Linked DNA regions of Mus musculus: regions 1, 2, 3, 4, 5 and 7 are each linked to region 6. Evidence: chromatin loops called from intact Hi-C (ENCODE). Cell type or tissue: left cerebral cortex. All regions are shown on one strand. Region 1 has its middle 36 kb from the start of Gm39296. Region 2 overlaps Fat3 (FAT atypical cadherin 3). Region 3 overlaps Fat3 (FAT atypical cadherin 3). Region 4 has its middle 62 kb from the start of Chordc1. Region 5 overlaps Fat3 (FAT atypical cadherin 3). Region 6 holds the start of Fat3 (FAT atypical cadherin 3). Region 7 overlaps Fat3 (FAT atypical cadherin 3).

Evidence for each region. A loop is a pair of places that touch in the nucleus more often than their neighbours do. Peaks named below come from ENCODE experiments on the same cell type or tissue, not always from the same donor. Only the 100,000 strongest peaks of a DNase experiment are listed, where the experiment ranks them.
Region 1: it touches region 6 in a loop (8-fold over the local background); 2 of 42 quality-filtered maps call a loop at or near these places.
Region 2: a loop joins it to region 6, with 3 times the contacts of the local background. A loop is called at or near these places in 3 of 42 quality-filtered maps.
Region 3: it touches region 6 in a loop (10-fold over the local background); 6 of 42 quality-filtered maps call a loop at or near these places.
Region 4: a loop joins it to region 6, with 3 times the contacts of the local background. A loop is called at or near these places in 2 of 42 quality-filtered maps.
Region 5: a loop joins it to region 6, with 2.9 times the contacts of the local background. A loop is called at or near these places in 7 of 42 quality-filtered maps.
Region 7: it touches region 6 in a loop (2.5-fold over the local background); 4 of 42 quality-filtered maps call a loop at or near these places.

What each region holds. Positions count from the first base shown.
Region 1 is chr9:17,390,966-17,394,965 of GRCm38, reverse strand. No RefSeq gene overlaps it. Among named protein-coding and RNA genes, the nearest start is that of Gm39296, 36 kb to the right of the region's middle. In left cerebral cortex, no CTCF peak of the experiment used is centred here; DNase peaks (open chromatin) are centred at 922 and 1,736; H3K27ac peaks cover 844 bases.
Region 2 is chr9:15,937,460-15,941,459 of GRCm38, reverse strand. Fat3 (FAT atypical cadherin 3) reads left to right here. Exons shown (of 26, transcript NM_001080814.2): 22 at 2,999-3,467. Among named protein-coding and RNA genes, the nearest start is that of Mtnr1b, 65 kb to the right of the region's middle. In left cerebral cortex, CTCF peaks have their summits at 1,690 (motif pointing left) and 3,461 (motif pointing left); a DNase peak (open chromatin) is centred at 1,552.
Region 3 is chr9:16,112,238-16,116,237 of GRCm38, reverse strand. All of the region lies in intron 3 of Fat3 (FAT atypical cadherin 3), which reads left to right. Among named protein-coding and RNA genes, the nearest start is that of Mtnr1b, 240 kb to the right of the region's middle. In left cerebral cortex, no CTCF peak of the experiment used is centred here; DNase peaks (open chromatin) are centred at 1,238, 2,100 and 3,697; H3K27ac peaks cover 2,153 bases.
Region 4 is chr9:18,227,956-18,231,955 of GRCm38, reverse strand. No RefSeq gene overlaps it. Among named protein-coding and RNA genes, the nearest start is that of Chordc1, 62 kb to the left of the region's middle. In left cerebral cortex, a CTCF peak has its summit at 1,791 (motif pointing right); a DNase peak (open chromatin) is centred at 1,812.
Region 5 is chr9:15,918,237-15,922,236 of GRCm38, reverse strand. It overlaps Fat3 (FAT atypical cadherin 3), which reads left to right. Exons shown (of 26, transcript NM_001080814.2): 25 at 2,960-3,073. Among named protein-coding and RNA genes, the nearest start is that of Mtnr1b, 46 kb to the right of the region's middle. In left cerebral cortex, a CTCF peak has its summit at 2,469; a DNase peak (open chromatin) is centred at 2,471.
Region 6 is chr9:16,500,501-16,504,500 of GRCm38, reverse strand. It overlaps Fat3 (FAT atypical cadherin 3), which reads left to right and starts at 2,447. Exons shown (of 26, transcript NM_001080814.2): 1 at 2,447-2,628. In left cerebral cortex, CTCF peaks have their summits at 2,331 and 3,609 (motif pointing right); DNase peaks (open chromatin) are centred at 3,067, 3,355, 3,590, 3,938 and 6 more places; H3K4me3 peaks cover 2,488 bases; H3K27ac peaks cover 2,822 bases.
Region 7 is chr9:16,200,764-16,204,763 of GRCm38, reverse strand. The region is part of intron 3 of Fat3 (FAT atypical cadherin 3); the gene reads left to right. Among named protein-coding and RNA genes, the nearest start is that of Fat3, 300 kb to the left of the region's middle. In left cerebral cortex, a CTCF peak has its summit at 2,239; DNase peaks (open chromatin) are centred at 2,226 and 3,589; H3K27ac peaks cover 876 bases.

The DNA of each region.
Region 1 (4,000 bases), 890 kb before region 6:
TAGTGATAGTATCTCCTCATTTGAGATGTGTTTACCTCTGGGAACATGGGGGAGGAATAGCAAAACTTTTATTTTATTGAAAATGTGCTGGAAAGCAAGTGTATATAACTGTTCTTGCTGGTCCACTAGCCTGTTCTGAACCTAGTTGTGGTGCACAGACATTCTCACTATGGTGCTTCCCTTACTTTTTATGATACTTTCTCTTCCAATACCCACTCTGAATAAGATATCTTAGAATATTTATTACCCTTAACATATGCTAGTTTCATGAAGTAGTTTTTTTTTTCTGTTTTTTCAACAATGATCAGTGATATAATTGTTTTCTGCTCTGCTAGTCATGTTTCAAATACAAATTTAATCCCTCTGTGTATACACATGAATGTGTGTGTGTGTGTGTGTCTGTCTGAATCCTCTCTAATATCTCAGTCTCTCTAAACATTCGATGTGCCCTATGCTTTGGTCAGTTTTAAATCATGAGCCTCAATTTTTATCACAGCATGCTGTTGTGACATTATTTCAGATTGTCCAGATGAAGAAATTGAGGATGAGCAAGTCTTATAATAGTCTCTCTAAGAGAAATTTTATAACAAGATTTTCATATAGCAAATTACATTTTTCTGTTTTTTAACATTCTCCATAAAAATACATAGTTTGTGAACATGAATTGAAGCATAGTAAAGGTATTAGAAGTAGCTCATACAGTTTTGGCTCCTTATGGTCCATGAACTTTGATCTTGAGTGGGGATCAGATTGAAAAATGGAGTGGGATGCTTGGGTCCACTTCCTAAGTCTAGATCTCTGAGGTCCAGTGGTAAAGAAGATTCAAGCTGAGAAAGTATATGTTTCTTCTGTCTTTACAACTTTATTCTCGACCTTAGCAGCTTGCATGGTTCACACCCACAGAGGTGAAGAATGCTTTCTTTACACAAATTCACAGGAGACTCCTTCAGGAAACAATTTCACAAATTTAAGGCAGAACAAATTATATTAATAGCTGAAAGACATCACGAACCCAGAAAAGGAACTGTGTAAAAGTAATTATCAGTTTTCTATAGAGAACAGAAGACATTATAAAATAAGGGGACATTCTAGTCTTCCACTGACTTCTAATCATTTGCTCTATTTGTGTTGTACACATCTGCAATTCAGCCTGCTCCAATAGATAAAACTGTCTGCATGGAATATATGCATAACCCTTATGTAGTGGTACCCAGTAAGCAAATATTAAAGGGCATGCCCATTTTGTAACTCACAATGTCCTCCACAGACATAGCATAAATATAAAATAAAGTATTAAATAAATAAAATGGAAAATTATATGATCCAAGGTCATGTTGCATGTTCTTTCCAAAGTCTGTTTTCTATACTTGTAGAGGAAAGAATTTCTCATTATTCTACTGTGCTTCACAGCACCCTACACTATCCAGTCTCTTGACATGAAAATCATGTCCTCTAATGAAGCAGCTTACGTAATCTTTCTTCAGGTGTTTTTTTTTTTTTCCCATGATTAAGATTTGTTCAGACTTCTCCTCAAAAAGGATATTGAAGAGTGTTGGTGAAATTGTCAGCCTTCTGTGCTAAGTAGGGATGGATCCTGAAAGAGTCCCCTGTGTAAACTGTCTGTCCATATGTTTCTGTGGGAAATACCATCTGGATTACAACTCATATTTTATGAAGCAGGAAAGAAAAAAATATGTTCACAATTTAACAGCCCTGATTCTATGGGAAAGTGGAACTGAATTTAAAATAAAGTTATGTAATTTTATATGAGAACCCACCATGCACCAGACATCATCACAAACACTTTCCAACTTAGACAAATGAGTCATTGTGTTTCCCTTCCAGGAAAGGAAACCCCAAAAAGAGCCAGCTTGTCTTTGTCAGTAATATAGAAAATATGTTCAAAAAATATCCCAAAAGAAGGTGCCTTCAATCATTCTAGTCAGAAGATGGTATAACTGAACTTATATGTCAAGAAAACATCTTTTTCCCAGGGTTATTATGACAGTACCTGCCGTGAACAAGCAAGCAGGATGGTAAATGTCATTGCCCATACTTTCTCTGTTTGAACCAAAAATAAAAGACGATGTTTGAGGGTCATTGAAGGCAGGGTGATGAGCCTGCCTTCTATGGGCTGCCTTAATTCACACATTCACTAATGTGTGAATATAGAACATATTCAATGCCAAACACCAACATTAAGAGTAACTTAAGAGTGAGGCCCAGTTTGGCACCTCAGATACTGATCAGGAATCTCTTGGCTCCTTTACCATGTGTGTCTCTAGAAGGCACTCACTGTCTTTTCTGCTGTATTACTAAGCCATGTTACTTTATACAGTATGATCAGTCTATACTCTTCAAGCTATTTTCAGTCATTAAATGAAATTCAGTAGACTATAGGAAGGATTTTCTAGTTGTTACTAACAACTGTACTAGAAGTATAAGAAGACTTCAAACATGCACTTATACAAACACATAGCATATCTTCTTATGCAAAATATGCATATATAGTCATTGTATTTACTACATATTTTGTCTTAGTTAATCATTGTTCTGAAGATTTGAAAATCACCTACTTAAGGAGTATATGCAATAACTTTTGAATGTGAACTAACAAACAATATTAAACTCATTTAGTGTTTAAGCAATATTCTGGAGTTATAGAAGCCAGAACTTATTCACTGACAAGTTAAAATTGGAGCAGTTACCTAGGAGAACAGAGCTATGTTCATGTTCAGTTCCTAAGGCTTCTTTAAGTATTGATGTAAGTATGATATATTTTTTCATAGTATATTCAGTCAGTTTCTTTGAGTATCTTTCCATTAGACTTAGGATAATTAAGGGCTCAAGGTGGTTTTGGAGCTTTAGTTCCAAGACATGCCACTGGTAAGTGCTCATTGAAAATATGTTTAACAGACCCAAAAAGAACACAAATACCAGAACAGACTACTATACCGAGCAAAACTCTCAATTTACCATAGGTGGAGAAACCAAAATATTCTGTGACAAAACCAAATTCACACACTATCTTTCCATGATTCCAGCCCTTCAAAGGATAATAAAAGGAAACCTCTAACACAAGGAAGGAAATTATGCCCTAGAAAAAGCAAGAAAGTAATTTTTCAACAAACCTAAAAGAAGAGAGCCACAAGAACAGAATCTGAACTCTAAAAACAAAAATAACAGGAAGCAACAATTATTTTTATTTTTCCTTATTTCCTTATTTTTATTTCTATTTATTTTTATATTTCCTACTTTTATTTTATTTATTTTTATTTTCCTTAATACCTCTTAATATTAATGGACTCAATTCCCCAATAAAAAGATGTGAGGAGCCGCCCTCACATTTGCCATTATAAGATGGCACTGACAGCTGTGTTCTAAGTGGTAAACATAGTCTGCACACATGCAGGGGCAGTTTTCCCACCATGTGTTCTGCCTTTCCCGTGATGACAACTGGGCCGATGGGCTGCAGCCAATCAGGGAGTAATACATCCTAGGTGGAGGATAATTCTCCTTAAAAAAGGGATGGGGTTTCGCCATTTGCTGGCTTGCTCTCTTGCACTCTGGCTCCTGAAGATGTAAGCAATAAAGCTTTGCCGCAGAAGATTCTGGTTTGTTGCGTCTTTCCTGGCCGGTCGTGAGAACGCGTCTAATAACAATTGGTGCCGAAACCCGGGACGAGAAAAAACTCGGGACGAGAGTTTACCATCACCGGTGCAAGGAAGATCCCTCATTCCAGAACCAGAACTGCGGGTCGCGGTAATAAAGGTTCCCGTAAAGCAGACTGTTAAGAAGGATTCAACTGTATGAATTCAGAACTTTTCAGCTGGGGAACGAGAGTACCAGTGAGTATAGCTTTACGAGGTAAGCCTGGCCTTGAACTTTCTAAGGAAATTCAAGACAGTCTATCAGAAGTAAAGTGGAAAATGTTTGGCCTTGAATTTTTTCTGGTGTTAGAAGCCCTTTTGTTCCTTTTCACATGTTATCAAGTGGTTAA
Region 2 (4,000 bases), 560 kb after region 6:
GACAAAGCACACCATTGATTTTGTACAACTCTGAAGATGTAGATATTTTATAACAAAGGGACATCTATCTTTCTCTGAATTGTGAATATCATTAAAAATAATCACTCATTTGCCTGACCAATAAGCCATTTCAGTGGTGTGGCTACAGACTTCTCACAGACCAGACACACTTCAGTCTCCACTGCTGAGCCTTGCTGGCAGTCTGATTCGAGAACATGTCATCTTTTGCACAGAAAAAGACTTTAGAACTTGGTAGACAGAGAAGAGTTAAGTCAGAGTGCAGTTTCCAGTGTTAAGATGACTCAGATACTCAAAGGGAAGGAAGCGGTGTATTATCTCCGTGGCATGGCATGCCTATGGTTACTAACTTTTCACTGGGTGACTTTGGGCAGCGATATTCTAGAATGTCACAGCAACAAACCTGATGGCTCAAAATGCTTGATGCTTCTCTGGATAAAGGTGAAATGTGTGGGCACCTAGATTCCTTCTCTGGGCAATGCTGCTGATCTTATATTATTTTTAAAAGGGGGGGGGGAAGAAACTTAGCTCTGTTTGGAACTCACAGGGGGATAAAGTTTAGTTCCTTAGTAGCAGAATTTTTATGCGTGTGGGTACATCAAGTTTGTGTCAATTCTTTCTGGTTATTACCCAGAGGCAATTGGTAGTGATGGGGGAGGAGCATAAATCAAATAATATGTTAATTAAACACTCTTTTATAGAAACTTACATTAACTGCACGTTCACCAGCAGATTTTTCCATGACTGACTGAGGAGGACAGTGTTTTGTAGCCATGGAGTAAAGCAGCAGATGGGCTGGGGCATGGAGACAGAGTCTCCAAAGCTGTCCGTATTCTATCGCTTTATTACGTGCACTCAAAATGCACATGTGGGTATTATCTAATCATTGTCACTGAGGAAGTTTGCTGTTATTTACAATGGCCATTCAGTCTATTTTGCTAAATAACAGCAAAAGCTAGCAATTGTATATGATTATAGGTGAAAGCCCTCTGAAAATAAATGTTTGCTTTCAGACCTTTCCATCCAAGAATGGATATTGCAGAGCAGTGTGTGTGTGTGTGTGTGTGTGTGTGTGTGTACATACATGCTTCATGTGTGATATAGGCAGCCATTCTGCTGCAGAAACCACAGCCCATCTTTGTCTCCAAACCCACCAAGGTAGAGCAGTGCTTTCCAGAGAGCAGGGTGGTACAGGCAGGCCCGGAGTTAAGGCTCAGCATTCCCAGCTCCCTGGCTCTGCCCCACTCAGAGTGGCAGTGTTGATGGGGCATGAATGAATGAGCTGGACTTGCACGTGAGAAAATCTACGAGTCAAAGCAGACATGAGAATCACTGAGTTGTTTGCTACGGGAACTTTCTGAAACAGAACATTTGTACGGATGAGTGCTGTAGAACCTGCTCACTCTATCAAGCGCACCATGCAAAGACCAGCTGGGCTCATTTCTATAAATTCATTCAACATTTTACTTCTTAAGCTGCTGGTGACATGGAAGGAGTGTTCCTGTTGGCCTGTCATTTCTGCCCTTTCACAAGTGTCTATGTATGCTATGCACAGAAATGCAGATGTCATGACATCTCAAGACAGACAGACCACACACTCCTGGGACACTAGACTCCACAAAATCATTTCCTAGATCTAGACCCTTTTGTCTCACGGAGCCCAGCGGTAAGCCCCCTAGTGGCCAAATGTAAGCTTGGTTACATGGAGACCTAGCCTTCCACCCCCCAATCCTAATACCACAGAGCATATCTAAGAAACACAGTCCAGAGGGGACCACCAAGGGTCAAAGGCAATTTCCTCAATACAAGGGAAGCCTGAGTCTACTGAAGTCTGCCTGTGCTCTCTGCCAGCTAGGATCTTTGGGTGGTTCAGCTTTCTCTCCTACGGAAAATGAATGTTCCCTGGTGGTGGCCTTCATGGGTTTGGTAGATGCACTTTCTAAAGCAGACATGTCTCCCCTGGAGCACCCTGACCAGGGATTGGAACAGCTGCAAATTGTGAACAGCTGATCAGAAGGTTCTGTGGCTAAAAATTCATAAACTGTAAGCCAAGGGTGCCCAACTCCCAGCCAACGTGCCCTAATATAGTTATAGATGATTTAACACAGAATTATAAACTTACTCAAACTGTTGGTCGATTTTTTGTGATTTTTTTTCTATTGTGCAATTCTAAACCATAAACTTTGTATTTTTATAGATGACAAAATCATGTCGCAGTGTCACTCAGAACAAATGTTTACATTGTTTTCCAAACCATGTGGTGGGCTATGAATTGTTGGACACCCATGACATTTAATATGTGGCCCAAGAAAATTGATCTTCACACAGTGTGTCCCAAGGAAGACAAAAGGCTGGATACCCCTCGTATATGCAGTCACCAAGCTTGGGCACTCTGGGAGTGCCTCTTGTCCATTTGGTGAAAAGTATAGGAAAAGGCGGGCTTAAGGATGACACCAGTGTTTAATATCCAAATTACACACAAAGTTGGGTACCAGGCAACCCTTGCTTCTATTTGGCCTCTTCTCTCCACTATATCACACTTTTGTAACTTGTTTGGGGAGTGTAAGTGTATGTGTGTGCAGAGTTAACATGTGACCATGCTCCTGCCAACTAGACTAGTGGACCCCAGAAGGGCAGAATAGCTTAGCCTTACCCCGCCCTAGCTTATTGTATACCACATGGTGGGTGTCCCGTGGGAATGGGTGATTTCATGGAAATCAGTGCTATGACAGAGAGGGGTGCAGAAACAAACAAGATATCACAGTGGGTGATGATCCACAGAAACTTTCTTAAATACCACCATGTGCTTCCTGGACGTCCCTATGATTGGTAGCAGGAAGATCTGAGAAGTGTCCTGGCAGACAGTAGAGGGCTTTAGTTCACACATATGCAGATGCACACTGGATGGAACATCTGCCCAGCTGGGATCATACCGTTTCGGGTCTAGACTCATGAGGGCTCTGCATTTCTTCTTGCACAGATTGTGGAAGGCAAGCTGTGGTTCCAGCTGGACTGTGGCAGCGGCCCTGGGATCCTGGGCATCTCCAGCCGTGCTGTCAATGATGGGAGCTGGCACTCTGTCTTCTTGGAGCTCAATCGCAATTTCACCAGCCTGGCCCTGGACGACAGCTATGTAGAGCGTCGCAGGGCTCCCCTGTACTTCCAGACGCTAAGCACTGACAGTGCCATCTTCTTTGGTGCCCTGGTGCAGGCTGATAACGTCCGCAGCCTGACAGACACGCGTGTTACGCAGGTCCTCGGTGGCTTCCAGGGTTGCCTGGACTCCGTGGTGCTCAATCACTACGAGCTACCCCTCCAAAACAAGCGCAGCAGCTTCGCGGAGGTCGTGGGTCTGACGGAGCTGAAGCTGGGCTGTGTGCTCTACCCAGACGCGTGCCAACGCAGCCCCTGTCTGCACGGGGGCAGCTGCAGCAGCTTGCCCTCTGGCGGTGAGTGCACATCTGTGCAGGCGAGGGGAGGGAGTGCACCTGAGGTCTGCCCACTTCACAGCCAGCCCCTCCCACCTTCTCCTGGACCCTCCCAGAAAGGATGGTCCTTTGGATATAACTTTACCAGTGCCTTCATGGGTTGGAGGAGTGGACCTGCAATGGTGGGAAGAGAATTAAGAGGAAGAGGTCTTTGGAGCACACTTGAAAAACGAGGAGAGGGAACTTGGGGTAACCTAAACTAGTTGGTGCAGAAATGAAAATCTGAGTTTTATCTCGGGGAGCTCGGTACTAAAAGCTATATATGGTGACATGCACCTATACCCCAGCACCAGGAAGGGAGAGTTAGGTGACCCTTGGGGCTCGACGGTCAGACAGCCTAGCCTACATGGAGAGTTCCAGGCTGGAGAAGATCCTGTCTCCAAAACAGAAAAGATGGGAAGTGCCTGAGAAATAGCCTTTACACCTTCCTAATTACTCATGATACTAATCACACACACACACACACACACACACACACACACACATACACACAC
Region 3 (4,000 bases), 390 kb after region 6:
TTTCTCTTATGTCTTAGAGTTTGCTGCTAAAACATGCTGACACATGTCCTCTTAAATAAATACACTTTCTCATCTCTACTGATCTGTTTAGAAGTAGCAATGAATTTGTATGTGTGTGGGGGGAGGGGAGACAGAACACATTTGTCCTTAGAATTAAAAAAAAGCAACTAATTCAGAAAGATCTGGCAGGAGAAGAAAGGCATTTTATAAATTATCAATAAATCAGCATATAACCTTTTTCCTAAAATAAACTGCAGCTATTTATATAATCCAGGTGGAGACTGTGAGAAAGGAATTATACGCTAGAGAGATACAAAGAATCTTTGTTTTTGAAAGCAGATGTAAGATGCATGCCATATACATCTGCCAGTGTGGATGACTATTATACAGAAAAGTGACTCTCTTGAAACTCAAGCACATGATTCGCGTTTTTCTCCCTACCTCTCTATTTATATCATTGTTGTTGTATTTGAAATTACTCAAATTATATTCACAGGCCAGACTAGGACACATACAGAAGAAGTTGTATTTTATGACCAAAATTATCACCACTTAAATCTGCTTCCCCCCTCCAAGTTGCTAATGAATTGTTTTACAGGGTGAGAGCATCTTACCAAGAGACATTGTCATGGTCATGAACATGGTGACATTCTCTTAAGTACAGCAGAAACTAGGGGCACATTTGGACGTGGGGAGTGTCTGCCCCACTTGTTTCTATGATCCCAATTTTGGGGAGTAAAAGGTTTGCAAAGCACAATGCTGTGGACTCTGAAGTCCTTCTTGACTATAGCTAGAATTATATTGTTCCCTTGGACAACATTAAACTGTTGACAGCTGAGGCCACATGCTTTCCTGTAAGATGTGATGTTTCATTTTTGATGAGTTCATAAACTTTGAAACACAACAATGAAACTGTTATGGTAATGCACGCGTCTCATCCTGCTCTGCCACAGAAATCTTGATGCTCTGAGCTAAACAGGAAGCGTCCTGACAAGAAGACAAGTCAGATGAGCAGGGGAGGAGCGTGGAGGTCTAATCTCTGCAATTTTGTCAGTCTCCTAAGTCATTTGTCATGTTTCATCACATCATCTCAAGCTTTCTATCCCCTCTGGGACCTGGCTGATCAGCCCTGAAGCTTTTAGCTGTTGATGTGATAGGAAGCCTGCGCTCCCATGAGTGGAGCAGACTATTCTGTACGTGCAAGGCCCAAAGAGCCATTTCCACTCAGCACTTCTTTATTTAGCACGTCCTATGGGCATGCTTCCAATAAAGTCCTACTCCACACCAGGAAACTGGTTCATTAAGCTTGTGAAAGGGCAGGCTGGAGGAGGAAGGGTTGCTCACCAAAGCCATGAGTCCACCTAAGCCTAGAGTGACAGGAGATTGTGTGCCATTGACCCAGTTGGGGAGCATGTTAATGCTATACTGATATTTAGGGGAGATATTGAGATGATTCATATTTTGCTCTGAAGTAAATGTGGGAAGAGGAATTCTAAAGCTGAGGAAATTAGTACAAATTCCACGGGGAAGTATTTGGGATACACTGAGTGAATGTTTTTCTTGAACATCCAGGGTAAGGGAGATAAGGACAAAGGAGTTTAGGAATAGGTCATAATATGCTTTAAGAATGAGGACAAGAATTCATACTGATTCTACAGAGAGAGAAGTTCATATTACAGATTAGTAACCAGGAAGTGACATGGAGACACAGAATAGTAGACAGGATGTGACATAAGATCACAGTTTAAGAGAAAATAGGAAGTGAACCACAAGAGATAATAGGAAGTAACAATCAGAATCACGGGAGAGAACAGGAAATAAAGTAATAGCTTAGTAGAGACCAGAAGTGACATAGAGTCACCGGTAAGAACAGGAAATTACATAGTCAGAGTCAGAGGAGAGACCAGAAAGTGGGAGTGTTAGCTACAAGTGGGAGATTGGAGCTTCTGCTGCTGGTCTGCCAGATGAGCCCACCTCTCTGCCATCTGCCTGTTCTCCTGTGCCTGAGACTAATCATATTCCATCTGAATTTTACATTTTTCATATAAAACATACGCCCACACTCTAAAAGTGCTGCAGTCTAAGCTTATTCTTCCTTTTGAGAAATGGTTCATCCTCCTACTCAGTTGTTCAACTAAAGAACCAAATATAGAAAGCAATAGATCTTCCCATCCTCAAGTACTCCGTCTCCCACTTCCCACATCAAACCAATAATAACCTGCCTCCTACCCTGTGAGTCTGCTCAGGTCCTCTTACTCATTGCCATTCCCCTGGCTTAAAGCAAGACCTTGCCAACAAATCCAGCTAAAATTTCTTCTTCCCATTACAGCTTTCATGCAGCTGCTAGTTATGCTAAGACCATAATGTTAAATCCATGTAAGTTGGAACTGCTTAGATAAGCCCTCATTGCCAATGATGAAATGTATCCCTTCGACTGTCATGAAAGCATCTTCATGGACATGTCTGGACTTCTGTTTTCCAAGTATGTATTCTTCTTCTCACCACCACATTTTCCCACAAAAATGTATAGAGAACATAGTATGTCCTTTTCCTGATTGGCTAGCTCAGACCCATCCTCTAGGACCCAAGATGAATCTTCCCTTTCTTGCATCTTGACATCAATGATCTCATATTCTATACTGTATACTTTAACTCAGGAAACAGAGCTATCAAGTATGTCTAATTTGTTGGATTATAACAAGACAAGTTAGCAAATGGCCTTTCATATCAGACTGTGATCTGCTTAAAGATAGTGACAATCTGACTGATCTTGGTCTTCTGTCACTATGTATAAAGACACAGCTGAAGTTCTGTAGATCAAGGGAAGGACATAAATGATAATGGAACCTTGGTGTGAGAATAGCTCTCAGTGTGTTGTTTCTTTACCAGGGTCTCTGGTTGTCATTAAGTTTATTTTGCATTCTTCTAGGAAATGAGTTAACAAAGAAAGCATCAATGGTGATGTCTATGCAGAACCTATATGGGGTTACACCCACATATCACATTTTAAATAAGCACTTACATCCCTTTAAAGAGTAATGATTACTATTATATCTTAGAAATATAAACATGAGCTATGCAATGAATTTGTTATATTATTTGAGAATTTTCATCCCAGAATTTCAAACATTGCATCAATATATGATGCATTAGGGAAACATGGTCCCTATAGAATATATTCAAATTCGAGATTGTTCATTTGATTGCTTTCTGCATGGATGCCTTCTAGTAGGTTTTTCTTCCCCTTCCCTCTCTTGATCATCTATCTCTAGCAAGGACAGGTTTTGCATTTTGTTTGCAATATTGGATTTCATACAGAAGTAATCATTTGGCCATATATTTGTCCTGAAGTTTTTTTTCCCATTTTTTATTAGATATTTAGCTCATTTACATTTCCAATGCTATACCAAAAGTCCCCCATACCCACCCCACCCCCACTCCCCTACCCACCCACTCCCCCTTTTTGGCCCTGGCGTTCCCCTGTACTGGGGCATATAAAGTTTGCAAAGCCAATGGGCCTCTCTTTGCAGTGATGGCTGACTAGGCCATCTTTTGACTGAAGTTTTTACTCTACAATTTCTCAACAAGAATTCATTCTGGTCACATTTCTCATTGTGTCAGATGCAATGCTGATTCATGCTCAGCTTCTATGAGGCCTTCTTAGGTTGCTTTTATCCAAGTAGATTGTATAGCCAAAGCCATTTTAATACTGAGAGGTTGGAGAGCTTGGAGGGAACTTTGCTTGCCACAGGAACACATGGCATTTCTTTAGATTCAGGAGCCTAATATCACCTAACTTCACACTGTCTCCAAGGTTCACTTGCAGGAGAAGAAAGGTTAACCAGATACCTATCACAATAAGATGTTATTGAACGCAAAATAATGGTTCTAGGGAAAACTAGAGATTTTCGAACATTTAACAGGTACCAACTGTGGCTATTTCATCTACTTCTGATAGCAACGACTCTCTGTCTAATTCATAAGAAGGAAAGGGAGAAAT
Region 4 (4,000 bases), 1.7 Mb before region 6:
GGACCACCCAACCATCTCAAAGTTTTTTAACCAACGTTGCTGTTCAAAGGAAGAACAGGGACAAAAATATGGAACAGAGACTGAAAGAGGGACCAAACATGGACTGTCCATTCGGGATCCATCATGTCTGCAGACACCAAAACCCACACTGTTGCCCTGGTCAAGCGACTGCTGACAGGAACCTAGTGTGGTAGTTCCTTGGGAGATCTGGCTAGCATATGACCAAAGCATATGTGGATGCTTGGGGCCAACCATCAGACTGAGTTAAAGGAACCTGATGCGGGAGCTGGCAGAAGAACTGAAGAAGTGGAGAGGGATTGCAATCCTGTTGGAAGAACAATGTCCACTGGCCCAACCACCAAGTGCTTCCAGAGTCTAAACCACCAAACAAGGAGTGTACCTGGAGGGATCCATGTCTCCAGATACATGTGCAGAGGATGGCCTTACCTGACAGGAATGGGATAGGAGTTCCTTGGTCCCAGGGAGGTTTGATGCCCCATCATTGGGAGGATGCTAGAGCATTGGGGCAGGAGAGTGTGGGTAGGTAGGGGAGCACCCTCATACAGGCAAAAGGGAGAGGAATGGCAGATGTGAAATGTGGTGGTGGTGGAGGGATAACTGGGAAGTGGAATATCATTTGAGATGTAGACAAATGGAATGATTAATAAAAAAATGGGTGTTCAAGAAATGTACCCTGGCCAGTGGAGAATGTGTATGAATTAGAACAAAGTATAGTCACATGTTTATAAAAAATATACCTTGATGAAACACATGACTCTGTATACTACTAACTTAAAATTAGTTTTAGGAAGAAAAAATGATTTTTGAAAAAGTGACATTTAATTTAAAACTTGAATGATGAATAGCCACATCATGAGCCAGGGAAAAGACTGCTTTGAAGAACCTTGAATAACCATTAACCTAACTGTTGAATGTAGCACTGGCCAAGGGGCAACGTTGTCCAGTGTTGTTTAACTTTTCAAGCCTATTGGCTATCAACTCCACACTTCCGTCTCTCCCTGTTTTGATTTGCTCAGTTTGATGACACAGATACCTTGAATCTGTATTTAATAAAGATTCTATATTATATCTCACTATCTGAGAAATTTCTACATTAATGGAGTCAGTAAAGTAGTAGATATTATAGGAGGGTTACTGAAATCCTAGAGTGTGCTAAATATTTTTGTTATGTATCAGTATCAAAGTGGTGAAATTAGTATATGTATTTTGGGAACATTTCCAGTACTCCTATTTTGTGTCCCCTGCTCCTGTTAAGGAACCCATTAATTTGAGCTACATTTATGTCCTTCATTCCTTGGTAAATGGTGATATTTAAAAGAGTCATTAAATATATTGAAATAGGTGGTCTGAATTTTGAATGAGCAAAAAAAGAATTATTTATGACATTTGTGTGCTTTTGACATGCTCTCGTGAAAAAAAATTTCAGTGGACTTTAAATATTCTATCTTTTGTAGGAATAATATCCAAAGTCTCAATCCATTAGTCAATCAAATGCATGCTACAAAACATATTTGTATACTATTGACAAGACACAAGAAGAGGGAATTGATTTTCTACCAAGAACTATGACTTAGTGAACTCCTCATTCTATGTCGTTAGCTTAGTTCTTGGTAGTACCATCTCACTTGAAATTTGATTTATTGAAAAAAGTACGAGAATAAACACATGATTATATTAGCCAGGCTTTCATTTTTAGAATTTAGTCACCACTTTTTCTTTTTTTCTGGGCAAAGTCATTTTAACATCTGGCAGTGTTTATGCATGCTTCCTATATACCACTAGATGGCAGCCCCTCATCACTTACCATTCTCCTTTAAAACACAGAAAAAAGAGATTTCAAAAGATGAAAATGGAAAGAGAAAAAGATGAGGTTTTAAATTTAGTACATTGTATTTATTAAATTGTATAAGTAGGTTTTAAAGTGAGCTGCTAGGTTGTAGGGAAAAGGAAACCTGTCTTAATTGGAAATAAGCTGACACACTCAGTTGACTTTGTGCCAACAGATCATGTTTCATATTAATGAATTGTATTTTGATTATCTGACACTGTTTTCCTTTCTGGAAATAAGCTTATTGATGGCTATATCGCATGTTCAACTTCTCCTGCAAATGTTAGCCATTCTGTTGCCAAGTTGGGTATTCTGGTGATGGCGCCTTCTGATTTTAAGGTTTGGTCTCTATTTTGTTCCTAGCCTGATGCCTTTGACGCTATTTATAGAGAACTGCAAACTATTTTTGTTTTCTAAAATATTTAAATTTTGTTGAGTATCTTGGGATGCTGCAGATATCTGATAAATACATGCATTTACTGACAATGAAGTCATAATACATAATACCTCCCCAACTGGAGCGCAATACACATTTCCACAGTGGATTCAATACGTGAAACACATTGATGCATTCAAATTGCATCTCCACTACAGGAGTTGACTGTAAGAATTGCTAGGGAGCAAACTGAGACCACCAATTTTCTTTCCTTTAGAGAATATCTTTATTTGAAACCAAAATAATGTGTTTCAGAGTAATTTCCCCAACCTATCCTCTCATTCCATTTATCATTCCTTCATCTCTTTTAGATTTTTTCTACTGACACCATTGCAATGGGGAAAATGACTAAAACCCAGGAAGCAATTTGAGTTTTCAAGTACTGGATATAGTTTCCAATAGAATTTCTGATGTCTTCTCATTTTGTAAAAGAATAACTGTTCTTTAGCATTGTTCTAATATACTACCATTTAATGATGATGGTAAAGATGGTGTGTGTTTATGTAATGATAGCTTTGCATATATTCTAAAGCTTTCTAAGTAGTCCTTGTTTTTCTTGATTAGGTGACAAAGTACATGTTAAGCAGCTTACACAATGAGCATTTGTTTCAGGTCATGGTTTGGGAGTACAGATCTTCATGGAATGGAAGCCATGACACAAGCAGTATGAGGTGGCTGATTCTATTGTATACGCTGTTGGGTGGTTGAGACAGATGAAGGTGCTGCTTCACTTTCTTTAGCTACTCAGCGGAGGACTTCCCCCATGCAATGGTGTCACCCACCTAAGTTAAACCCTTCAGTGAACATCCTCATGGACACATTTGGAGGTATGCTTCATTGATAATTCTAAATCTAGCCCAACTGCCAACAAAGTTGAATCATCATGTTCTGTTTTACCAGTTTAGCTAACTGTTTGTTGTATCCAACCTTTTATTTTTTGGCTATTGACATTTGTGGTTATATAAGACAAACTATATAGTTATGTAGAAACAGAAGAGTACAGGGATTATATATACATATATACATATATATACATACATATATATGCATGCATATATATAATTAGAAAGATATAGAAATATATAGATAGATATTTCATATTTTTATGAATGTTATAATTCAGAGTTATCTGGAAGTATTAAACATCAAATACACGTGCATCAACTTTACTTATTCATGTATTTTTATTTATATAAAGGGTCTCACATATAGTCCAAATTGGCCTCAATCTGCTGATATTCATTCCTTCATCTTCAAATGCTGAAATTAAAATTATGTGCTACTACCCTTGATTTCTTTTTATATTTTTTGTATTTGTTAAGACAATTTAAGTTAAGTTTTCACATTATTTATGCAACCATTTATGTCATCCATTTATATTTATATTAACATTTTATTGACTGTTTGATATGTGGCAAATAAAGTATGAGTAAAACAGTTTGAACGTTTATGAAACTTAAAATAAAGGTAAAATATTCACATGAAAATGAATAAAATAGAGCACTGACATCATTGTGGGACCACATGGCTACAGAGGAGTCAACAGGATAACTTTTCCCTTTTTCTGGAGTTAGAAGAAGAAATGATACAAGCTTTATTAAAGCACATTTGGAATATTCTGAAAAATATGTAAAGATTCACTATGTAAGGTGCCAGGGAGAAGGAATATGTATATTATATGTGTGTATGTGCTGTGTGTGTGTATATGTGTGTGT
Region 5 (4,000 bases), 580 kb after region 6:
GCAGTTGGAAGCAGGTGCCTATGTTTTCCTCTTCTTTGACTTCCTGCTGCAAGATTCTAACCTCTGAGGAAAGCCCTGAGGGTAGAAACCCTGGAATGAGAAAAACCTCGGTGCTCACTAATCACAGAGTTGACTGTGGCTGGGGGGTGTCTGAGTATCGGGCAGAAGGTGGGACTTGGGATCCACAGAGATGCAGGAATTTAAGCAGATAAGGGGCATGAGCTAGTTACAGTTTTAAGACAGCTCTGACAGACCTGCAAGGGACTGAATACAATCTAGAAGGGAGGTGGAGCCAGCAAAGCAGCGTCGGCAGGCTACCAGCCCTGGCATCAGAATGAGACTAAGGCAAGCTCTGTTGTCCACTGGCTTATCAGCAGGTACACAGCTATTTATGTGTCCTCACAGTTTAACAAGTCTTCAGCAGCAGGAGTTCCTGTGCTATGCTATATATGCTGTGGGAGGAGGGCGGGGATGGGTTCCGCATGGTCCTACAGAGCATGTGCAGACAATGGAGTAACTGGTGCTTCTGGATAAGGGGAGTATGACTACGGAATCCTTAAGCAAGAGTCAATTTCAGTAGGAAAACTATTGAAGAGCATCTCCTAGGGTCAGAAGCAACCAGCTCAGTCCTGAGGATGCATGCCTGAGTTCCTTGGATGGGGGCGAGGGGCATCTAGATGTCAAAGAGGTGACAGTTGAACATCACCTGCATACTGCAAATATTACATGTTACATATTGTAGGAGTCTCAGCTCACTGAGGGGTGAGAGAAGGTAGGCTGACAAGTCCTCGCAAAGAAGCGGGGGGATGCTTGTGTGAGAGCAGAAGGCAAAACAGAAAAGAAAGAGGAGGAAGAGAAGTGGCTTCTATAGAAGCCAAGCGTGTGCGTAAGGTTCACAGTATGAATGAAGTACCAGGAACAGAGCAGAAAAAGAAAAAGGAAGATATGGATATGGATGATATAGATGATATAGATATAGATAGATGTAGATACAGTTAGATATAGATATAGATGACATAGGTACATATACACATGAGGGGTAGACCCCGTGATCTGGCGAGAGTGCTGAGGTAGACCTACCACTGCTCCACTGCTGTGTGCCTGTCAGCTACTTGGACCATCACAGCCAAATAATGGGCTGCGCATCACATCATGGGGAGCATTATCAGCTCCTGGAGAAGCAATGGGTAGAATCTGGGCACCAGGTTCCAAGTCTCAGCAGCTCTTAGCAGAACTGCTCTAGGGGCTCAGTGAAAGGGGGCAGAGGAGAGGATGAGACAGCATCTTCCCATGGGAGGGGAAACCTGAGGTGAGGCCTTTCTATTCTAGTGCCCTGTGAACATAGGTATTTTAAATCATGCCCTGAGGTCTTAGCAGGAACTGAGGATCGTAATAGTGCTGTGGAGAAGCTCTGGTTTGATTGCTGGGTTTTGTTTGTTTATTGGGTCTTACTCTTTAGCACTAGCTGGCCTGGAACTTACTATGTAGAGTAGGGCCTAGAACTCACAGAGATCCACCTGCTTCTGTCCCCCAAGCCCTGGAGTTAAAGGTGGGTACAATAACACCCAGCCAAACAACTTGTTTTTATTTAGGAAGTAAAAGGGATTTTAAGTAAAGGCAAACAAAGCACAGGACTTGGGTGGGCCACTGCAGCCACCAGGTCCAGTGACCACGTCGTCCTCAGTGTTCAAGGACACCTTGCCCTTTGCTAAAATAGTGTCGTCTTTTGTGGAACTACTGTTGGGAGATGCATTTCCCCTTTGTGTCTCTCTGCATTTCTATCACTTGTTTATCCAAGGCTCTGACTTCATTATCTAAAAGCAGATGGGGAGTCCTCGTGTTTCCTGCTGATATTACTCTTTATGGGGGAACAATAATGTCTGTGGCTGCAAAACAGGGTAACTATTCCCTTAATCACAGGTCCATGTCTCTTTCTACAATCACATTCCAGGATAATCTGAAGCATATCTTAGAGAACATTTTCCATCCCCACCTAGTTATATGACAGCTTTATATCTAGAATTCACCTCAGGCCCAAAGTCAAATTTTCCCATGAAGTAGTATTGGATCTTATAGAATAGATTTCCCTCTTTGTTAAACAAGACAGAGTTAGAGCTGGTGAGACAATCTCTTGGCAACTAATTCATTTTGGACTTGGCCACCTCAAGAAATGGACCCTTTTATTGCTTCCTACAACTATTAAAATGGAAAGCTGCATGCCTGTGTGTGTGTGTGTGTGTGTGTGTGTGTGTGTGTGTGTATGTGTGTGTGTGTGTGCATGTGTGCGTGCCTGCCTGCCTATTTTTCTATAGCAGAGAGAGAGAGAGAGAGAGAGAGAGAGAGAGAAAGAGAGAGAGAGAGAGAGAACCAACAACTAAGGGAAAACTCACATCTGCCTCTCCTCTTAGCAGAGAACATTGGCAACCCCAAGATGAAACACCACTGCCCTCTAGAAGGCAGAGCTGAAAATCCCACTGATCCCCAGAGAGGGAAGCTGGAAGAAATGGGACGGCTTTCTTGCTATAAAATATTTATGCCCCTGTTTTTAAAGTAATCTCATTTAACCTGGTGTTGACACCACATCGGCTCATGTAAATGACATAAATTAAGTCTGAATGAAGAGCAGCTCCACTCCACCAGCCTCCCTTCAGTCTCCCCACAGTCCCCACTTTGAGGCAGGAACAGTTACTTTCAGCTGACAGCTATTCAGAAGCTCATTTACCATGGGTTAAGGGTTTCGAATCCATAATGTAAATCGCTTGATTGACAGACCTTTGCCCCCTATGGCACAATCAATTTTCCATTGTGGAGCTAACTTATTTTCTTGAAGCAAATCAAAAAAAAAAAAAAAAAAAAAAAAAAAAAACCTCTAAGAAAAAGGGATGGGAAGAGAGAGAGCAAGACTGAAAGACTGCATAAGGCTGAATGTTGTTTCTGCTTTCTCTTGCCGTTCATGAAGACAAAGGGACTGAAGACACAGGAGAAGTGACCTGCTTCACGAACAGTAACAAAGGCAGCAACTCTGAAGTTCAGTCCCTCAGCTCCTTTCAGTCAGACTCTGGAGATGACAATGGTAAGCACTTTCCTGCCGGGTGCTGGGGACAGCAAATGAGGAGAAGGGGACACCACTGTATTGTTTCTTGTCCTGCTCCTGGTCCTTCTCGTTGGCCTTTAACTGTTTTGCACCCATTGTTTGGAGTCTTTGACAGAAGACCTAATAAGGCACAAGTTAGAGCAGGATCTATATGGTGGGGCACATGGATGACAACCTCCTATACCCATGGGTTTTCTTTGATGAGATGAATGATGAGAGAATTGATTCCTCCCCATTGACAGTTCATAGCAAATAGGATACTATGTACCCTTTCTGGGATGCTTGAGGCTCCTCACCACTCTGTTCTACATTAAGGCATCACCTTGCTACACATTAGTTTGGAGATGTAGCAGCTTCTCTGTAGAGCTGTTGATGTCTTTGTTCCATTGAGTTTCATGTCTCATCATTTGGGGTCATTGTATTTTGGGGAACTGATAAAAAAACTATGACCCAGCTCCTTAGAAAAATGCCTGTCTGCCCAGAATGCGGCACTCAAGTCCTTGCAGCTCACAGAAGTCTTTGACAAGTCTGATGCCTCCAGCTCCCATGAACCTGTGCTGCTGGAGAAAGGCCTGGTGCTCCCAACTAGGAGAACAGCTGAGGAGGACAAGCTGGGAAGGAAGAAGCAAGTCATACTAGCAAATATCTGTCACGTGGTGCTAAAGCCAGAGTCACTTCAAGTGACCATCCAGTGGCGTGCAGACCCCCTGAGCCAACACCTTAGGCTGCCCTAACCATTTACCAGCAATCAGCAAGGAAAAAATTAATACTTGATAATGTAATTTTCAACACATGGACCTTGTTAATCCACTGTGTGCCAAGTCTGGGCTCAATGGTTTGAACATGGAAAAACAGAATAGCCAAACCTCTGGGTACACACAGGGAAAGTGACAACAGTTTGCTTTC
Region 6 (4,000 bases):
TGGCTTTTCAGTTAGTGCTCTCTTCTATGTTGTTAGCAAGTCTTATAGAGACTTTTCATGCTTTCTTCCCTTGTCTAATTTTTGACTATTTAATATATTTATCCACTACACTGGGATTTGTACAGGGTACCGTGGGTGAAAATTTAAGAATTATAAATCTTTTTGGTTCATTCATTAAGTTCATAGCTTTGTCAACAATGTGACCACAATATCACAGGTTCGTAGTAGATTATGTTATAAAGAAATAGATGTTTTTCTGATATCAACAAGTATTATACCAAAGGGTGTCCCACTGAATAAACCATTCGGCAATATTGCAGAGTCATTTTCCCCTAGGTTGCCATGGCCCGTTTCTGCCCTGGGAGTAGAGACTGTTTACTTTACTACCTACACTCTGCCTGAAGGCAGGAGGTAGAGAGTTAGACAGATTTCTGCACTTAGGCGTGAAGTGCCTCTGAGGCCTAAGAAAGTCTTTGGAGGGGTTGGACTCCCACCACATCCTTGCATCTTCAGTTACCTGGCCAGCTTCCCAGGAAGGAGGTGGAAGATGGCCTGTCCTGCTGCCAACACCAACTCCCTGTGCATCCCAGGAGCCATCCAGCCAGCAGCTGACTCTCCCAGTCTTCCCACAGAAGCACTAGAATGTAAAATGCTTGAATCACTAAAATCTTTGATGCAATACTAACAACCTTGGGTCAGTCACAAGGAATACACCATACCAGGAGCATATTTATATGGCAATAAATTTTTAATGCCCTAAGAAAGTGTTTGAATAAAAATAAAATCAGAATAGAATTATGCAAAGGACATAATTGGAGAGCAGGTAACTTTTCTTCTGGCCTTTCTGACTGTGAAGCCCTGGACAGCATCATGCTTCTGTCCTGGAATTAGTTGATGTATGGCTAGCTGTCAGTATTCCTTAGTATTTCCATTAAATGCTCAAGGCAAGCAAGCGGAGCATGCAGAGTGCTTTATGGGGCAGTCAAGGCAGTGCAGAGGCTGCAGAAGGCTTTCAAGGGGGAACCGCCCACCTACTGAAAGTGGAGGGCTTTTCAGATCCTTAAGGCCCCAGGCTTGGGAGAGGAAGACCAAAAAGGCAAATTCTAGTAACTCTTCAAAGGGTGTGACTGAGCACAGAGACTTTAAGGAGAGACAGACTCTGCTCCTGGAAGGGAAATTCAGGAATCAAGAAAAGGAGCAAATTTATCTCTACAGCATGTCTGCGGAAGCATCTCTCTTGGAGTTACTGCTCGGTCCCAGAGTTCCAGAGAAGCTGCCTGGGAGTGGGCACCCTAGGAACCCCCTGGGGTGAAAGCCTGCTTTAGACAGACGTGATTTGCTGTGCAGCAGTGGGGGTTGGGTGGAGGCTGGCGCTGGCCCAGGTTTACCGGGGCTGGCCGTTAGTTAGGAATGTTTCAGAGCTCACAGGCAAGGAACATAGGCTGAAGTGTAGCTCTACTGAAGCAGTGTGGGTGGGGTGGGGTGGGGTGGGGTGCCATGAATCCTCAGACTTGTGAGGATGATCCAGAAGTAAAAGGACCTAGAGGGCACACCGGTTGGTATTGCTAATCACCTGGCTCCCCTGAGACTGTTCACTCATTCCTGTTCTGAATGTCTTCACATCCCACCGTGTTTCAGACTGGGTGGGGGTGATGAGTCATGTTACTTTTTAGTCTGATTCTCTCCCACACAAAGGTGATCCCAGTGATCTGAAAATGCGTGGGAAAGAAATGCGAGTCCCGGGTGGGCAGCAGGAGGTACAGCGTTTGATAGCCGTGCCCACTGTGCTTCAAAGTAGCCTGAGGAGCTTGGGTAAAACCATGTTGGTCTCATTGTGCCTCGGTTTCCTCATCTGGTCCAGAGAAGTCTAGTGTATTCTAGGCAGCAGGCTGAAGAGCAGAGCAGAGCAGAGCAGAGCAGAGCAGAGCAGAGCAGAGCAGAGCAGAGCAGAGCAGAGCAGAGACGATTGAGTGTGGTGTGTGCGCGCTCTCTGAAAACGTCAGTCTGACTTTGGTGCGTTCTTCCAGCCACGCTAGAAGTGGAGGATGCCTAGGCTCTAAAATTAGTCCAGCTTCCAGGCGAGGCGCCCTTAGCGTCCTCCTGCTGACCGCCGGGTCTCCCTGCCCCCCTTTCCCTCCCCTTCTCTTCGTGTGGCGCTCGGAGATCTCTGGTCATCCCCCACCCCCATCCCCCGGAGGACGCGGCTCTGCGGGAGGGAGGAGAATACAGCGAAGCTAGGGGTTTGGCAGTGCGGCGGCGGCCGCCGCGAAGAAGAACCCGGTACCTCTCCACCGCCAGCAGTAGCGGTGCAAGCTGACTAGAGCAGACGCGAGAACCGCTCCCCCCGGCAGGCTGCGCTGTGATCTGGGCTGCGCGTTGGGACCTCGCTCCCGGGTTCCCCACCCCTCCCGCCGCCATCCTCCTCCGACTCCCCTCCTCCGCCGCCAACCCGCAGCAGTGGCGGCGTCCTGAGCGCCTAGCGCCTCCGCTCGCCGCCCTAGCCTCAGCCGGGAGCACGCGGCGAGCACTGCGGCGGAGGCGGCGGGGTGGCCAGCTCGCCCCTAGACTTGAAAGGAAGACCACGGAGGACTCGTCGGGTGCAGGGGCGCATCGCTGACCAAGGCAAGGGTGCGTGAGGATTTTTAGCATGCTTATTTGGGTGCATGGTGCACTGGCTGGGGTGCACCTTTCTCAGAACAGCCTCAGCAACCTGGTTACAGAGAGGCTGTGATGGGTGCTCCGGAAAGCTAAAGCTCTCAGAGAGAGTGGGGGGAAACTTTTCACCTTGTAAAGTTCCTGCCTGGGCGCTGCCTGGAGCTGTGGTCATTACCGCTACCAGCTGGAACCCAGGGAGACAGCCCTGCGGCAGGAGCCAGGAAATGGCACCGGAGTTGGTTAAGTTTAGGGCTAGCAATAAGAGGAGGGCGATCTTTCGGGTCTGTACATGCAGCTCTGGGTCCTCACTGAGCTTTGGCCGTTGGCTGCAGGTGGATGATATCAGGCGGCGATTCCGCTGGGTAGCTGGCGCTTGCAGCACTCAGTAGGAAGAGGGGCAGATGCCGATGGATGCACTTGCAGGACCCAGAGGCGCAAGTTGGGTGCATGCTAGAGGAGGCTATGAGCGGAGCAAAGAGCCCAGCCTCCACTTCCACGGTGCAGGAAGGGTAGCCTAGAATGTTCGCCTGCCCCTGCATACTATGTCTGAGTCTTGGGTTGTGAAAGGTTCTAAATGACAGCCGACTTTGAACTGGTGCGACAGTTTAGCCGAGAAGCCAGGAAAGGATTTCTGTTGTTTTGACGGGAGATGGACCCGACTGCTTTGGGAGAACGCATGATTTTTGGCGGGCGTCAGAACTGACCGTGCTATTTGAAAAGAGAATAGCGGTAGTCTGATCATCCCAGGGATGCCGAACAGCCCTTGCGGCTCCTCGTGGGCACGTTGAGGGCGCACTGTTCGCCGCCCCGAGTTCTTTCCGGAAGGTGTGGAAAAGAAACCATTGGCTCACCGGAGTGCAGTTGGGGATCTTAGGGAGCTGGCTGGGGGTGACAGAGGTGGACTGGACAGATTTCGCGTGGCGCTTGGTGAGCGAGAGGACTTGACCAGCTGGGGTCGCTGAGCTAAAATGCATCGGGCCGGGCTGGAGAAAGGTGGCGAGCCCGGGTCTTTTTGGCAGTATAATGCGGTCACTGTTTCTCCCCCAGCAGACTCTTGTCTCGTGTGTTTTCGGAAGTGTTTAAACATTGTCCAAGATTAGACTTTGCGGAAAGCAACTTTTGTTGCTGTCCTCTGCCCGGCTCTTGGGAGCTGTGGTGCGCTCGGAGAGAGGGTGAGATGCAGAGGGCCGGGTGTTGCCGGACGCTCTAAAGGCACAGCTCTTGGCTCTTGCTACCAGAGGAAAGGGGGCGCTCCTAGATGTGCATGCTGGTGATAGCACCCACCTTGAGGTACAATAACGAGCAAGCTCGGCAATGAGAGTACCCATAAATGAACGTGAAGGTA
Region 7 (4,000 bases), 300 kb after region 6:
ATAATGTGATGTCAGCAAAACTTCCAGAAGATTCTATGAACATCAACCATGCATAGACGTGCTATATGTAATTCAAATGCAAAAATATGTGATTGCACAATTGTGTGCATAACCTCCATTAAGGGAGAAATGATTGTTTTGAGTAAGCATGACACAGTGGATAGAGAGAAGATATTTCAACCACAGTAAAGAGAGTTTCTCCAGTTTTCACCAGTGAAACCTATAAATTTGGGAGCTTCCCATTATACTTGTAGAAAATTATACAGAAATATTATTGGTTGTATAATTGTGTCTCTTATCACTGTCCCCACGAGAGATGGTCAACTTTGCTATAAAAATCCTATTGAATTCATGAGAAATTTAGTGGGCACATGCACAGTTAGGGCCCTTCCCACATTTATTTTTCTCATTTTGCATATTGAACAAAGCTAGAAACCTTCATTAGGAGCCTAGTGTGTGTGGTGAGAATTGAAAGCCCTTCCTGGGTCAGTGGCTCATCACAGTAAATGGTTGGGAATGTCATTTCCAGCAGCTCATGTCATCAGCAGCTTCAACTCTGAATGTTGTATCTTTCCGCAGGCCTTCTGATGTGTGGCTTCTGTCTTTTGTCTGATTGTATGGATAAACTTAATATATATGACAGCAATGTCTCCAAAATCTACTATTTCAAAGGGCAACAAAAACAGTGTCCAGTGTTCACTGGACCATTGCTTAGTCAAACCCAGGGATACAATTGAACATGCATCCTCTCCAAAGAGTAGAAAACTACAAAGAATATACAACCCCTGGGACATGTATAGAATACAACTGATTCAAGACTACTTTTTAGCTTGTTCTCTAAGGGTGTATCTCTACTTCTGCCTATGTGATAATAATAGATATCCTACGGGATACCTGAAGACCGACATGGTCTCTGGTTATCCCCATGTCTGCACCAAGGTAAATTTGGTGTGCACAATATGCTTATTAGCTGCCTGACAAAGGTCTTTGCAAGGAAGTCTCACCACAGGGCTGTTTGGTTATAGAACTCATTTTTAAAAATATGAAAAATAGTAGAAAGACGTAGAGTGTCCTCTGATGCCTATCAACCAGCTTTAACAGCCAAAGTTGCCCAGTTCTGTGCCATCTATGATGCTAATATCTTATCTGCCCATCCAGTAGCTTAAAGACAGCATATTAAGCTGATTTTGACATGTTCATGAAGATATTTGGTGAGCTAAACAAATACACAGATGTCAGCCTTCAAGGGTTTTACTGAAAGCAAGCTCCGTGAGGCTCTGCGAATGGCTGCCTTCATGAGTCAAGACCTTTCTCTATTTGTTTTGTTTTGAGTGTAGAGAACTATTTTGTGTGAGACTAAATTACGAGCAGGGTATAATTTCAGCGTGTCAAAGTGCAGCACAGTGTATATATTCATTCTTCTTGCACTGATCATGGAAAAGAGAAACTCCTCCAAGGACTTGCTCTGAGCACGAAATGTTTGCCATCTAATATGACTTCAACAAAGATTACTTATCGATTCCCAATTCATAATTATTCTATGCCAGGAACTGTGCTGGGCTCCAAGATTTATAAGACCAGATAGACTTGGCATCAACTCCAGCTAGATGCACCAAGAACATTTGGATTCTGCTAGAAGATCCTAGATATGAAGAATGAATGAGGGAATAGAGTATTACTAAGAACATGGGAAGGAGTCTGGATAAACAAGCCGGGTGGAGAGGAGGAGGGGCGGGTGTTTGGAGGATTCTTTAAGGATGATTTCAAATCTGTGCAGCTCAGTGCTGGGGTCCGAGCAGCTAGGACAAACAGTGGATTTCTTCAGAGCTCTGAGAACCAACAGGAGCCCCCAGGACTGCGCATCTGGTCAGCAGGCACTTTCCCATTCAGACAGAGTTCCATCCCCAGTTTTAATCTTGACCTTAACGCCATTGTTTTCTTATGATGGTGATACCGCTATTCAGTAACACTGCACTTCTCTCTGTAGATTTGGCTTTAGCTGAAGATGACCTCATTTAAATGTCACCTTGAGCTGCATTTGAATACAGGATGCAATAGTAACATCAGTCCTGTGCCTTTGCAGGAGCTGGTAGGGCAAGCACGGCTGTTCTTGTACTCTGCTTCCCAGTAGGTGCTTAGCCCTGCTATTACAGTCCCTTGGTCTTCTTCCGCCTACGCTCAATCCCATCAATCCTCCCCATTTCAGTCTCTCTGTGCGTTTAGTTCCCAGCTTTCCTCTGTAGGCGGACTCTGAAAGAACACTCAGGATTGTGGCATTCCTGCAATCCTTCTAAGGCATGAGAAAACTGCAATGTTATGCCTGTCACATATTTGGAGAGAGAAATCTCACCCTTGGGTGAACATTTGGCTCTTCCAGCTTTGCTATCTGCCTGATCATCTAGCCCTCCGTTCATTTCAGTGGTGTGAGATCCCTGGTGTGCCTGGAAGTTTATGTGAGCATAGCCTCTGCCCTGGTAGGATTCTATTCACAGTAAACCTTATGCCGAAGTACTGTCCCCCTCCCCCGCAAACACACTTAAGTCTAAGTAAGCTGTGCTTTCTTCCTGGAGTCCCCAGTTTTAAAGATACTATTCAAGTGTCAGTGAGTTTCATGGGTAATGTTCATGCCCCAAAGCTGATGCGTTCTGAAATGAGCTTTGGAAATGATGCTGTCAGCATCTCAGTGGAGAAAATTCAGTGGAAAATGCCCTGTGGAGAGTCAGGCATCTTCTCTCCTGTGCACTGAGGTCAAGGGATACGTAAAATACTGTGGTCTCCCAGATCAGTTTTGTTGAATTCCTGTCAACCCTGCCATCTCAATGATGAGTTAAATGAAAAGCAGCATAGGGGACACATCATTATAAGCACTCACATGTAAGAGAAGGAATAAGAAATAGAAGTCTTTCAGGAATGGAAGAATGGAAATTAATTTATGTGCAGGTATTTCCACCTAGTTAACTGGTAATTGAAATAGCTAATTGCTGAATGGGTGAGTTGTCCTTGTTCACCCTGTTTTGTTGCCATGACAACAGATCCCTTCATCTTTCCTAATATTTACTGAACATTCAGTAGTTACAATTTAAGGATTTTTTTTCTTCATGACTTCACTGCAAAGTAGAAGCTGCTAACCAAATTAGAGAAACAAATACCATATCAAGATGATACTTAGAATTCACAAAAAAAGTGGATAGTATTATAAATAGGTCATGTCAATAGCTGACAAATGTCATGTTAGATTTTTTTTTTAAAGACTGAAGCCACTATCTTCTAGCTTCTATTCCATTTCCTTTCATTTTCCCCAATTTTTCTTGGAGCTTATATGTGTTAATTTAACATGCAGGATATGGTTCTTTCTCGGGTGCTGAATTCACAAAGACATAAAAAAAATACCCCAAATTTGTCATATACTGAGGGGACCTGTGGGAAAACCTTAGTAGGTAAAAGTGGCCTTGAGTCACAAATGCTCATGCCAATGGCTTCAGAAGGTACCTGAAGGATTGGCCAACTCTATTCTTCTTTCCAGTCTCCCCTGGACCTGGTAATTGGCAGGGAATACAGGAAGCATCCCACAGGATCTTGGCTTTCTCCCAGCAGGCACTTGCCATGTTCCGGCAAACATTCCTTTGCCTTCTGTTCTGTCAAGCAGGCACACAACACAGCTATTGCTCACTCTATTAGGATAAACAGTGGCTCTACCATCCTTAGGCCAAGTCCTAAACTGCAGCATCAAGGAAGCTGCCATTTGGAAACAGGTTTTCCAAAGGTTCAGGTGTAATTAGGTTAAGAATATTAAAATGATATCATCCTGAGTTACCTGTGGGCTTAATCCAGTGCTGTCTAAGAGCCAGAAGACCTGGTGGCACAAGGAGTAGTCACAAATGGTGAAGGCAAAAAAAAATTGAGTCACAAAACCTCAAGACAATGATATCAAAGACCACCCTAGATTCTCCTTTCACAGTAACCTGGCTGATATTTTGATTTTTGACTTTTGGTCTTTGGA